Regions from separate parts of the Homo sapiens genome. Here region 1 is linked to region 2. A link is a contact called in ENCODE Hi-C or POLR2A ChIA-PET data. All regions are on one chromosome and are shown on one strand. Each heading gives the region's core, a stretch centred on a gene start or an enhancer-like site at or near the end of the contact. The rest is flanking DNA. Distances are from core to core; before and after follow the strand shown.

What was found. A loop is a pair of places that touch in the nucleus more often than their neighbours do. ChIA-PET counts read pairs that join two places held with the same protein, here RNA polymerase II (POLR2A). Pooled maps may share reads with other maps.
Region 1: POLR2A ChIA-PET joins it to region 2 with 10 read pairs in H1. The contact joins the enhancer-like site here to the promoter of FUT1 in region 2. A Hi-C loop is called at or near these places in 1 of 168 maps with a recorded cell type or tissue (endothelial cell of umbilical vein) and 3 of 50 pooled maps. POLR2A ChIA-PET finds 5 or more read pairs at or near these places in 10 of 52 experiments (A673, Caco-2, GM12878 and 6 more).

The regions. Positions count from the first base shown.
Region 1 is chr19:48,814,088-48,820,862 of GRCh38, forward strand. It overlaps HSD17B14 (hydroxysteroid 17-beta dehydrogenase 14), which reads right to left. Exons shown (of 9, transcript NM_016246.3): 6 at 950-1,054. Among named protein-coding and RNA genes, the nearest start is that of BCAT2, 6.4 kb to the left of the region's middle. RefSeq lists a cis regulatory region at 5,341-5,861. Within about 2 kb of position 5,516, at least 20 of the 41 ENCODE cell types and tissues checked have a DNase peak (open chromatin) inside an H3K27ac peak, as active enhancers do.
Region 2 is chr19:48,749,436-48,755,613 of GRCh38, forward strand. FUT1 (fucosyltransferase 1 (H blood group)) reads right to left here and starts at 3,206. Exons shown (of 2, transcript NM_001384359.1): 1 at 3,055-3,206; 2 at 1-1,848. The coding sequence starts at 1,846. The coding sequence ends at 749. FGF21 (fibroblast growth factor 21) reads left to right here and starts at 6,089. Exons shown (of 4, transcript NM_019113.4): 1 at 6,089-6,178. RefSeq lists enhancers at 1,563-2,202, 3,408-3,994, 5,311-6,176, 6,177-6,178, a silencer at 3,243-3,292, promoters at 5,692-6,178, 5,801-6,178, 5,927-6,178, 5,965-6,056, 6,002-6,178 and cis regulatory regions at 5,813-6,178, 6,008-6,020, 6,048-6,056.

The DNA of each region.
Region 1 (6,775 bases), core at 4,266-6,765, 67 kb after region 2:
GGGAGGCTGAGGCGTGAGAATCGCTTGAACCCATGAGGCAGGGGTTGCAGTGAGCTGAGATCATGCCACCACACTGCAACCTGGGTGACAGAGTGAGACCCTATCTAAAAAAAAAAAGAAGAAAAGAAAAGAAAAGAAAAAAAGAAAGTTAGCCGGGCACAGTGGCTCATGCCTGTAATCCCAGCACTTTGGGAGGCCGAGGTGGGTGGATCACCTGAGGTCGGGAGTTCGAGACCAGCCTGACCAACATGGTGAAATCTCGTCTCTACTAAAAAATACAAAAATCTAGCTGGGCGTGGTGACAGCCACCTGTAATCTCAGCTACTTGGGAGGCTGAGGCAGGAGAATCACTTGAACCCGGGAGGCGGAGGTTGCAGTGAGCCAAGATCACACCATTGCACTCCAACCTGGGCAATAAGAGCGAAACTCCATCTCAAAAAAAAAGAAAGAAAGAAAAGAAAAAACAGAAATCTGCTGGGTGCGGTGGCTCATGCCTGTAATCCCAGCACTTTGGGAGGCCAAGGCAGGCAGATCATGAAGTCAGAAGATCGAGACCATCCTGGCTAACATGGTGAAACCCCGTCTCTACTAAAAAATACAAAAAAAATTAGCTGGGTGCGGTGGCATGCGCCTGTAGTCCCAGCTACTCGGGAGGCTGAGTCAGGAGAATCCCTTGAACCCAGGAGGCAGAGGTTGCAGCTGAGATTGCACCACTGAACTCCAGCCTGGTGACAGAGCGAGACTCCATCTTTAAAAAAAAAAAAAGAAAAGAAAAGAAAAAACAGAAATCTGTCACAGGCAGTTATGCCTGGGTGCTGCATCTGGGAGTTAGGTGTGAGACTTTCTAGGGCCAAGATCTTGCTAGGTCTGGCTCCTAAGTTGTCTGGACTCAAAGCCAAGGCCCATGGGAAGGAGTAGGGAGGGAAGGAAGGGGTAGGGGCTGCCATACCTTGGTGGCCACATAGGGAACTGCCTGGGCCTGGCCGATTGCCCCCACCAGGCTGGAGATGTTGATGACATTCCCTTGACTCTTCCGCAGGTAGGGGAGGGCGAGCTAGGGAGACAAGAGGCCAAGTAAGCTACACAAGCCCTGCATCTTCGCAGACCACTGAAACACAGCCACAGCCATCCTGATGTCTGGGATGACGGCCACCTCCCTGGCATGTTTCTAGTTGATCTCAGTGACTGCTAGAGACGGCATCTAACATAACACCCTCTCTGGTTTGCCCTGGGGTCGCTGGGTCTCAGCACTCAAGGAGTCTCTCCTTGGTGGGAAGGGATTTCTCTCTCTTCTCCTCGGTCTCTGACTCTGTCTTTGTCTCTACCTCTGTCCCTTCTCCCTTGGTCTTTGTATGTTACTCAAATTCCTGTCCATATCAAGACAGGAAAATGGATGAGAGATCCAGAAGGCTGCATATTTTTCAAAAATGGGATGAAGTTATTTTCCGGTGAAGTCTCTGTGGCCCAGGCTGGACTGCAGTGGCACGATCATAGCTCACTGCAGCCTCGAACTCCTGGGCTCAAGCAATCCTCCCCGCTCGGCCTCCCAAAGTGTTGGGATTACAGGCACGAGGCATCACACCCAGCCAGGAAGTTCTTTTATCCATGGAGGGGGAGATGGTTTCTATGAGGCCTTCATGAAAGGCACTCTAGACCAGGCACAGTGTCTCACACCTGTAATCCCAGCACTTTGGGAGGCTGAGGTGGGTGGATCATCTGAGGTCAGAATTTTGAGACCAGCCTGGCCAACATGATGAAACCCCATCTCTACTAAAAATACAAAATTAGCCAGGCATGGTGGTGCATTCCTGTAATCTCAGCTACTTGGGAGGCTGAGGCAGGAGAACTACTTGAACCCGGGAGGTGGAGGTTGCAGTGAGCCAAGATTGCGCTACTGCACTCGAGCCTGGGCAACAGAGCAAGACTCCGTTTCAGAAAAAAAAAAAAAAAAAAAAAGAAATGCACTGTTTCCTGCCACCGTTTCTCCTGCAATTCAACTCCCTGGCCACCTGGGAAGTCCCTAAATACTCTCTCTGTGTGTGTGCGTGTGTGTTCGTTGACTACACATGACCTTGGATAAACTCAAATTCTATCTTTGATCTCGCTTGCCTTAGAAAGCTGAGCTGGCCAGGCAAGGCCTGTCCCTGCCACTTAAGACTAATTGGTACAAGGCAGCACCCCTAGCAGGCTCTCCGAGTGGGAATCTAAATGAGCTCCCTGCCCGGTTCCCCCCACCAACTCTTTCAAGCCATTTCTGCTCCCCTCCCAAACGACCTCCACCCTTTTCCGTGCTGTATCTTCGACACACCCTGCGTGTTCAAACCTCAGGGCCTTTGAACTTGCTGTTCCCTCTGCCTGGAGTGCCTTTTCCTAAGAGAGCCACATGACCCACTCTTAGGGTGGCCAGCCATCCCAGTTTGCCCAGGACTGAAGGGTTTTTGGGGACATGGTATTTTCAGTCCACAGTGTCAATGCTAAACGGGGACTTTCCTGGGTAAACACTCCCTCAGCTCCCTCAAACCCTGATCCGAGGTCACCTCCTCAGTGAGGTCTTCCCTGGCTATACTGTTTAAAGCTGCAAGCCAGGATCACTAGCTCACACCTGTAATCCTTGCACTTTGGGAAGCCGAGGAGGGAGGATTGCTTGAACCCAGGTGTTTGAGGCCAGCATGGGCAGCTTAGCAAGACCCTTTTTCTTTCTTTCTTTCTTTCTTTCTTTCTTTCTTTCTTTCTTTCTTTTCTTTCTCTCTCTCTCTCTCTTTCTTTCAGATAGGGTATCACTCTGTTGTCTAGGCTGGAATGCAGTGGTGCAATCTCAGCTCATTGCAACCTCCACTTCCCAGGTTCAAGCAATTCTCCTGCCTCGGCTTCCCGAGTAGCTGGGACTACAGGCATGTGCCCCCACACCAGGATAATTTTTTTTTTTTTTTTTTTTTTTTAGTGGAGACAGGGTTTCACTATATTAGCCAGGCTGGTCTCGAACTCCTGATCTCACATGATCTGCCTGGCTCGGCCTCCCAAAGTGCTGGGATTCCAGGCTTGAGCCACTGTGCCTGGCCTGTCTTTATTTTTTTTAACAACAAAAAAATATTTTTTGTTTTATTTTTTGAGACAGAGTCTCACTCTGTTGCCCAGGCTGGAGTGCAGTGATGTCATCTTGGCTCACTGCAACCTCCTCCCCCCAGGTTCAAGCCCTTCTCCTGCCTCAGTCTCCTGAGTAGCTGGGACTACAGGCATGTGTCACCATGCCTGGCTAATTTTTGTATTTTTTAGTAGAGATGGGGTTTCACCATGTTAGCCAGGCTGGTCTTGAACTCCTGAGGTCAAGTAATCTGCCTGCTTCGGCCTCCCAAAGTGCTGGGATTACAGGCGTCAGCCACCACGCCTGGCCCCAAAAAATAAAATAATAAAATAAAACTGCAGTTCCCACACCCCTGGGTCCCCTTCCCTCTTTCAGATGTCTTTTCTCTGTGTCACACACTCCCTTCTGACAGGCCATATATATTTTACTTGTTTGTTCATGTTCTGTCTCTCCCACCAGCATGCAGAAACCTATGAGGGATGGTCAAGATTTCTTATTTTGTTTCTTCCCCAGCACTAAAGGTGCCTGGCACATAGCACATGCTTCATAAATATCCTTTGAATGAATGAATGGGTGAATTAATGAATGAATGGAGGACCTGGTATGTGTCCAGCCCTGTCCTCAGCAATTTACATGGATTAGCTCATTTCATCCCTCTAACATTCTCCTGTACCTACAAGAAGGAGGTACAGCTGAGAGTCCCATTTCACAAGCGAGGAGACTAAGGAATGGAGGGATGATTGACGCCCGCAGGGCATCACGTGACACCTGACAGCACCAGCATTTGCTGCTGGACAGGCTGAGACCCAAACCCATAAACAAACAACAATTTCTCACAATTCTAAGTATTAAGAACTTTAGGCCAGGCACAGTGGCTCACACCTGTAATCCTAGAACTTTGGGAGGCTGAGGCGGGCAGTCACCTGAGGTCAGGAGTTCAAGACCAGACTGGTCAACATGGCAAAACCCCATCTCTACTAAAAATACAAAAATTAGCCGGGTGTGGTGGTGCGTGCCTGTAATCCCAGCTACTCGGGAGGCTGAGGCAGGAGAATCTCTTGATCCCGGGAGGCAGAGGTTGCAGTAAGCCACAATCGCACCACTGCACTCCAGCCTGGGCAGCAGATAAAGACTGTCTCAAAAAAAAAGAAAAAAGAAAAAAGAAAAAGAGAAACCATGCTCTAATATGAACGTGAATGATGTGGGCATTGACCAGCCTCTGCCCTCCTCCTCAGGGAACCTCTCATCCTCGCCTCCTCTCACTCCCACCAGCCGTGACACCCTCCCTCCCTCCCAGTGCCCACCCCACCTGCCTTGCTCCATTTCTCTCTCAGTCTGTGCACCTGCCCTGCTGTTTAATCTCCTCCCCCACCTGACCCTGCAAACATGAGTCTCACCAGGGCTGAGACACGGATCTTGCCACCCTCACCCCAGCACGAGGCACACAGCTGGAGCTCAGTAAATATTTGTCCCACACTCCCTGAGTGTCCTTCTCCCCACACCCCTCAAGGTTGCTAAGCACCTGCTCTATATCAAGGACCCGCTGGGGGCCAGGTGCAGTGGCAGGTACCTGTAATGTCAGTGCTTTGGGAGACTGAGGTGGGAGGATCGCTTCAGTCCAGAAGTTCAAGGCCAGCCTGGGCAACATACTGAGACCCCAGTTCTTAAGTGCCAAGGTTCTGAGACAGGAGCAGGCCTGTTGTGTTTGGGAGCAATGAGGCCAGTGTGGCCGGAGGTGAGGTCAGAGAAGAACAGGGGCCAGATCACGAGGCCTTGAAGGCCCCCACTTCTCCCTTGGACAAATGCAATCAACTCCTTTTTTTGTTTGTTTGTTTCAGAGACAGAGTATTGCTCTGTCACCCAGGCTTGAGTGCAGTGGCACGATCTCGGCTCACTGCAACCTCCACCTCCCAGGTTCAAGCAATTCTTCTGCCTCAGCCTCCCGAGTAGCTGGGATTACGGGCGCCTACCACCACGCCTGGCTAATTTTTGTATTTTTAGTAGCAACGGGGTTTCTCCATGTTGGCCAGACTGGTTTCGAACTCCTGACCTCAGGCAACCTGCCCACCTCGGCCTCCCAAAGTGCTGGGATTACAGGCGTGAGCCACCATGCCCAGCTCAAATGCAATCAACTCCTAATACTGGTTCTCCCACTCTCACGCTTAACCCTCAGATTTGTCCCTCATACCTACAGGAGCCAGAGCCTATGATCTGTTAATAATACTAACAGGATCACATCACTCCCTTGCTCAAATACCTGCCACAGCTCCCTATTGCTCTTGACATAAAGACCAGATGATTCAGCATGCCCTTCAAGGCCCTGCCTGATCTGGTTCCCACCCCAATCTCTTCTTGCAACATCCCGTTCTCTCACTGGGCCCAGCTGGCAGCAGCACCAAACCCTGTCTCGCTGCCAGGCCCTCGCCCTGCCATCTCTTTCTCCACCTCCTCCACTGGTCAATGCTGCTCAGATTTCATTACTTCCAGGAAGTTTGGCTACATTCCCTGAACGGGCCAGCCTCCAGGTCACACTCTCCCAGAACCACACCCATCCCCCTCATAAAGCAAAACACACTCTTCTGAACTCATGTCTCTGTTTAGGAAGACCTGGCTGCCCAGGACTGTAAACTCCCCAAGGACAGAGCCTACATGTACCTGGCTCCCTGCCCTATCTCCAGCACCTATAACACTGCCAGGGCCAGGTGTGGTGGCTCACGCCTGTAATCCCAGCATCTGGGGAGGCTGAAGTGGGAGGATCACTTGAGCCCAAGGAGTTTGAGACCAGTCTGGACAACATGGTGAGACTCCCTCGCAGCCATCTCAACAAAAATACAAAAATTAGCCAGGCATAGTGGTGTGCGTTTATGGTCCCAGGTTTTCGGGAGGCTGAGGTGGGAGGATTACTTGAGCCTGGTAGGTCAGGGCTTCAATGAACTATGATCACACCATGGCACTCCAGCATGGGCAACACAGCAAGACCCGATCTCTAACAAAAAACAAACCGAAAAAGAACGTTGCCTGAGGCTGGGTGCAGTGGCTCCCGCCTGTAATCCCAGCATTTTGGGAGGCCAAGGCAGGTGGATCACCTAAGGTCAAGAGTTCGAGACCAGCCTGACCAATATGGTGAAACCCTGTCTCTGCTAAAAATACATTAGCCAGGCGTGGTGGCACATACCTGTAATCCCAGCTACTTGGGAGGCTGAGACATGAGAACTGCTTGAACCTGGGAGGTGGAGATTGCAGTGAGCCGAGATTGCACCACTGCACTCCAGCCTGGGTGAAAGAGTGAGACACCATCTCCAAAATAAAAGAATGTTGCCTGGCTTGGTCAGTACTTGACTAAATAGAGGACTGAATGGATAGATTTTTTTTTTTTTTGAGATGGAGTCTCGCTCTGTCTTGCCCAGGCTGGAGTGCAGTGGCGCAATCTTGGCTCACTGCTACCTCCGCCTCCCAGGTTCAAGCAATTCTCCTGCCTCAGCCTCCCGAGTAGCTGGGATTACCACCATGCCCGGCTAATTTTTATAATTTTTTAGTATAGACAGGGTTTCGGCCGGGCGCAGTGGCTCACATCTGTAATCCCAGCTCTCAGGGAGGCAGAGGCGGGAGGATAGCTTGAGCCCAGGAGTTCGAGACCTGCCTGGGCAATATGGCGAGACCCCATTCTCCACAAAAAGTAAGAAAAAAAAAGAC
Region 2 (6,178 bases), core at 1,956-4,455:
AAACCCTGTCTCTACTAAAAATACAAAAATTAGCCAGGCATAATGGCCTGTGCCTGTAGTCCCATCTACTCAGGAGGCTGAGACAGGAGAATCGCTTGAACACAGGAGGCGGAAGTTGCAGTGAGCCAAGATCACGCCACTGCACTCCAGCCTGGGCAACAGAGCGAGACCCTGTCTCCAAAAAAAAAAAAAAAAAACTAAAAAGATTCTTCACCTTAGTTATCTGGATTTCCAGAACCCCATCCTGTCCATAAGGGCCCTGCAGGGTTCTTCACAGGCATCAAACCTGGTCCTCTCTAGAACAAGTCTCCCTCTAGAATCACTCCAGAAACACAGAAGGGGACTTGGTGAATGCTTGCTCTGGAGCAATCATATGCTCCTTCAGTCTTTGGAGGACCCAGGGGAGAAGTAACCCCTCTTCTAGAGTAGACCAGAGGGAGAGTTCCCCATTCCTGGGGGCAGCCATCTGGAAGTACTGTAGATATGGGCTGGGAAGAGCAGGTGGGCACTGTGGCTTCTAGAACTGCCTGCCAGCCATCAGGAAAAGATGTTTTGCTAGTTCTAGAATATTCAGACAGTTCCAGAAACGTCCCCCTTCTCTCCAACTCTCCCAACTAGAATCACTCTGGATACGGGCACCCATTTGCTTCAGGAACACCACAAGCTTCTCCAGAAGATGCCAGGCCTCTGAAGCCACGTACTGCTGGCTCTAGAAAGATCAGGCTACTTCAGAAAGTCTCCCTGGCTCTCAAGGCTTAGCCAATGTCCAGAGTGGAGACAAGTCTGCATTAATGCCCACCCACTCGGGCAGGAAGGCCGCCTCCGGCTTAAAGATCTTCAGGAACTCAGAGTCTGGCAGGGTGAAGTTGGCCAGGTAGACAGTGTCTCCGCCAGCCAGGTAGGCAGCCCAGAAGCCGAAGGTGCCAATGGTCATAATGGTGTGGTTGCACTGTGTGAGCAGGGCAAAGTCTTTCCACGGTGTAGCCTCCTGTCCATCGCCAGCAAACGTCACATCGCCCTGGGAGGTGTCGATGTTTTCTTTACACCACTCCATGCCGTTGCTGGTGACCACGAAAACGGGGGCTTCGTGCCGTGCCCGGAACCAGTCCATGGCCTGCCGGAGGTAGGCGCTGTCGCCCACCACACCCTTCCAGCGCTGAGGCATAACCTGCAGATAGTCCCCACGGCGCACGTGGACGCCGACAAAGGTGCGCGGGCGGTCCCCTGTGCGGCCCAGGCGGAGCTGACCCAGCACACTCTGCGCCTCTTCCCGAAGGTGGTCGTGCAGGGTGAACTCTCTGCGGATCTGTTCCCGGAGATGGTGGAAGAAAGTCCAAGAGCAGGGGAAGCCAGAGAGCTTCAGGAAAGGATCTCTCAAGTCCGCGTACTCCTCCGACATCCAGTCGTGAAGCTGCAGCTCCCGCCACGGCGTGCGGCTGTCCACTTCTGGGGCCAGCACGGGCAGGGTGATGCGGAATACCGGGGCCAGGGCGGCATGCATGGCAGGCAGGATAAAGGCCCGGCGGCCGTTGAGCTGGGCCAGAGCCAGCAGCGTGGCATACTGTCCCATCTGATTACCAAACCGGCCATTGGGGTAGACAGTCCAGGTGCCGGAGAGGGAAGCAGGGTGCTGGGGACAGGAAGAGGAGGCGTTGGGGCCCATCGCAGTACCCGGCAGGCAGAAGATGGCCACTGGGGGTGTCACCAGGCGGCGGTCTGGACACAGGATCGACAGGCCTAGGCCATGTGGAAAGCTGTCTTGATGGATATGGAGGAAGAAGATTACAGAGAGGACACAGACTAGCAGGAAGGCCAGGCAGAGCTGACGATGGCTCCGGAGCCACATGGCTGCAGGGGAGGAAAGGCGAATTAGCAAATGCTCTGAGGCTGAGGAGGGGAGGCTGAGGAGGGATGTGGGGTAAGGGAGGCGCCTGGGGTGCAGCACTCCTTAGTCCCAGGGAAAGAGGAAGTTAAAGGTTTAGACTCCTGGGGCTGAGGTAGGGAGAGCCTGAGTCCTAGGTTTCAGGGATGAGAGCCTTGGAATTTCGGGGCATGGGGACTGGAAGACAAGTGGTTTTCAAGATAGCCATGGTTTGGCTGGGCACTGTGGCTCACACCTGTAATCCCAGCATATTGGGAGGCTGAGATGGGAGGATCCCTTGAGCCCAGGAGTTCAAGATCAGCCTGGGCAACAGAGCACTCTTACAAAAAAATTTTAAAATTAGCTTGGCATGGGCCAGGCGCGGTGGCTCACACCTGTAACCCCAGCACTTTGGGAGGCCAAGGTGGGTGGATCACCTGAGGTTGGGAGTTCGAGACCAGCCTGACCAACGTGGAGAAACCCTGTCTCTACTTAAAATACAAAATTAGCCGGGCATGGTGGCGCATGCCTGTAATCCCAGCCACTCGGGAGGCTGAGGCAGGAGAATCGCCTGAACCCGGGGGGCGGGAGTTGCGGTGAGCTGAGATCATGCCATTACACTCCAGCCTGGGCAACAAGAGTGAAACTCCGTCTCCAAAAAAAAATAAATAAAATTAGCTTGGCATGGTGGCACATGTCTGTGGTCTCAGCTACACCGGATGCTAAGGCGGGAGGATCCCCGGAGCTCACAATGAGCCGCGATAGCACCGCTGACTGCACTCCAGCTTGCGCGACAGAGAGGGACCCTGTCTTAAAAAAAAAAAAAAAAAAAAAAAAAGAAAGTGGTCCAGGTTCCTACACCTTTCCTGAAGGAATCTCGAGTCTCCCCTCCTGTAAGTTCCGCTGATACTGGACTCTTCCACCAGCCTGTTTCTCAGGAGTACCTGTCTGTGAGGCGCAAAATCCACCACAGAGGTGGTGATGGGAAACGATAGTTCAAGTAAAACAAGAGAGGCTGGAGGGTCAGGAGCGGAAGGAGCATCTTGGTTCCTGGAGGAGTAATGGCTGGGGAGGTGGCGGAGATTCCTAGGGCCTTAGGAAGACCTGGAGAAGAGGTTGGGGGTGCACCTCCTGGTTCTGAAGGAGTTGTTCCTGGGTCCCAGGAACAACTGAGTGGGGCAGTCCCCACTTACCCGAGCTGCTTGCAGGTGGCAGATCCACAGTCCGCTTTTCGTGGCCGGAGCGCACCCTCCGCAAAGGCAGGCCACATCCGGCCGCCCCTGGAACGCCAGGCGTCCGGCTATCCGGCCCGGCAGCCCTCCCCTCCGCGCAGCCTGTCCGGACTGGCAGCGAGGGCTTGGGGAGGAGAGGAAGGAGAGGGCGCGGCCGGGAGTCTCGCAGCGTCCGCCCTCCCGGGCCGGGCGGATGGCTGGAAGGTGGAGCCCCGCCCGTCACTTGGCGCCGAGCCCCAGCGCCAGGGGCTAAGGCGATGGCCCCTGGGCCCACCGCTCCCCAGATCGGGGATGCAGGGGACCGCGCCCTGCCCCTCCGCCCCGTCATTGACCTGCGCGAAGGCTTCACCCAGGGCAGGCTACCTGGCTTCTGAGCAGCCGCAGCATCATTGCGTGGACCAGGAGACGGAGCGCCCAGTTGCAATGCTGGAGCCGGGAGGTCCAATCCGCCGCCCTCTCTCTTCCGGTGCCAGGGCTTAGAGTCGGCCCCCGACACCTGGGTGCTTCGAGCCTGGCCACGCCCCAGCGGCTGGGCAGGGCCCCCGCACCTGGTCCCGGCGAGTGGAGCGATCGTCCGCCCTCTGCCGCGTCCTCCTGGGGGATGGAGAACCTGTTTGCCAGGCTGCCGCCGGAGCGCGCGAGGGCCTCCAGCCTGCAGGTGCTCCCGCGCCCACCAGGGTCTCCGATCTCCCACACCCCCCGCCTCACCGTCCACACTCAAATTCCAGAATCCCAGCCCCTAGTCACTCCTTTTGGGGAATTCTAGGGTCCCGTGCCAAACTGCTACTTTCCAGACCTGCACTGCACGAAGGCAACCATTCCAAGGCTGGAGACCGGAGTGGAACAGGGTCTGTTTCCCACGCCGTCAGCGGGGGCCGTGGCTGCCGGCGCCAGAGACAAAGGCCTCTGCCCGCTTGTCACCTAATTAAAGCATTTTCTCTGGTCCAAGGCCCACCTCCAGCATCGCCAACCCCGAGCAGGGCAGGCTAACGTAGGGTCCAGCCCTACGGGGCTTTGCGGGTGGGTGTTCTTCCCCTGTGAGGAGAGGAGAGATTGTAAGAAATAAAGACACAAGACAAAGAGATAAAGAGAAAACAGCTGGGCCCGGGGGACCACTACCATCAAGACGCAGAGACCGGTAGTGGCCCCGAATGGCTGGGCGCGCTGATATTTATTGTATACAAGACAAGGGGGGGCAGGATAAGGAGGGTGAGTCGTCCAAATGACTGATAAGGTCAAGCAAGTCACGTGATCATGGGACAGGGGGCCCTTCCCTTTTAGGCAGCCGAAGCAGAAAGAGAAGGCAGCATATGTCAGCGTTTTCTTCTCTGCACTTATAAGAAAGATCAAAGACTTTAAGACTTTCACTATTTCGGGCGGGCGCGGTGGCTCACGCCTGTAATCCCAGCACTTTGGGAGGCTGAGGCGGGCGGATCACAAGGTCAGGAGGTGGAGGCCATCCTGGCTAACACGGTGAAACCCTGTCTCTACTAAAAATACAAAAAATTATCCGGGCGCGTGGTGGAGGGCGCCTGTAGTCCTAGCTATTTGGGAGGGTGAGGCAGGAGAATGGTGTGAACCCAGGAGGCGGAGATTGCAGTGAGCCGAGATCACGCCACTGCACTCCAGCCTGGGGGACAGAGCGAGACTCCGCCTCAAAAAAAAAAAAAAAAAGGCTTTCACTATTTCTTCTACCGCTATCTACTACGAACTTCAAAGAGGAACCAGGAGTACGGGAGGAAAATGCAAGAGGACAAGGAGCGTGACCATTGAAGCACAGCACAGCAGGATGACTGCGGGCAGGCCTAGATAATACCCAGCCTCCCACAAGAAGCTGGTGGAGCAGAGTGTTCCCTGACTCCTCCAAGAAAAGGAGATTCCCTTTCGTGGTCTGCTGAGTAACGGGTGCCTTCCCAGACACTGGCGTTCCCGCTTGACCAAGGAGCCCTCAAGAGGCCCTTATGCCGGTGTGACAGAAGGCTCACCTCTTGCCTTCTAGGTCACTTCTCACAATGTCCCTTCAGTACCTGACCCTATACCCACCGGTTGTTTCCTGGTTATATTAGTTATACAACAAAGAATAAAAGTAATAGCTAATGATTAATAATGTTTACACTAATGATTGATACTGTCCATGATCATCTCTATATCTAATTTGTATGATAACTATTCTTATTCTAACTATTTTCTTTATTATACTGAAACAGTTTGTGCCTTCAGTCTCTTGCCTCGGCACCTGGGTAATCCTTCCCCACAGACTGACCCTCCCATTCAAGATACATCAATGTCAAAGACTCAGGAGTTTGACTTGATTCCCAGAAGTTTAACCATCATCTCCCCAGGCTCGGGACTCCCAGCACCCAGACCCTTCTGCTCACACCCAGCAGTCCAGGCCCCCAGACCCTCCTCCCTCAGACTTAGGAGTCCAGGCTCCCGGCCCCTCCTTCCTCAGACCCAGGAGTCCAAGCCCCCTGCCCCTCCTTCCTCAGACCCAGGAGTCCAGGACCCCAGCCCCTCCTTCCTCACACCCACGAGTCCAGATCCCTAGCCCCTACTCCCTCAGACCCAGGAGTCCAGACCAAAGCTCCCTCCTCCCTCAGACCCAGGAGCCCAAGTTCCCCAGCCCCTCCTCCCTCAGATCCAGGAGTACAGGCCCAGACCCTCCTCCCTCAGACCCAGGAGTCCAGGCCCCCCACCCCTCCTCCCTCAGACCCAGGAGTCCAGAGCCCCAGCCCTCCTCCCTCAGACACAGAAGGCCTACCCTTGCACCCTTAGGGGCTCCAGGAAATTAGCCAACCTGTCTTCCCTCTGGGTGCCCACTCCAGGGCCTGGCTTGGCTGCCAACTCCAGTCAGGGACTTTCAGCCACCCCTCCCCCCAGGTTATTTCAGGAGCACCTGCCTGGGCCTGGGATGGCTTCTCTGGTGAAAGAAACACCAGGATTGCATCAGGGAGGAGGAGGCTGGGATGTCCAGGGTCTGAGCATCTGAGCAGGGACAGATGAGGTTGAGGTTGGCCCACGGCCAGGTGAGAGGCTTCCAAGGCAGGATACTTGTGTCTCAGATGCGGTCGCTTCTTTCATACAG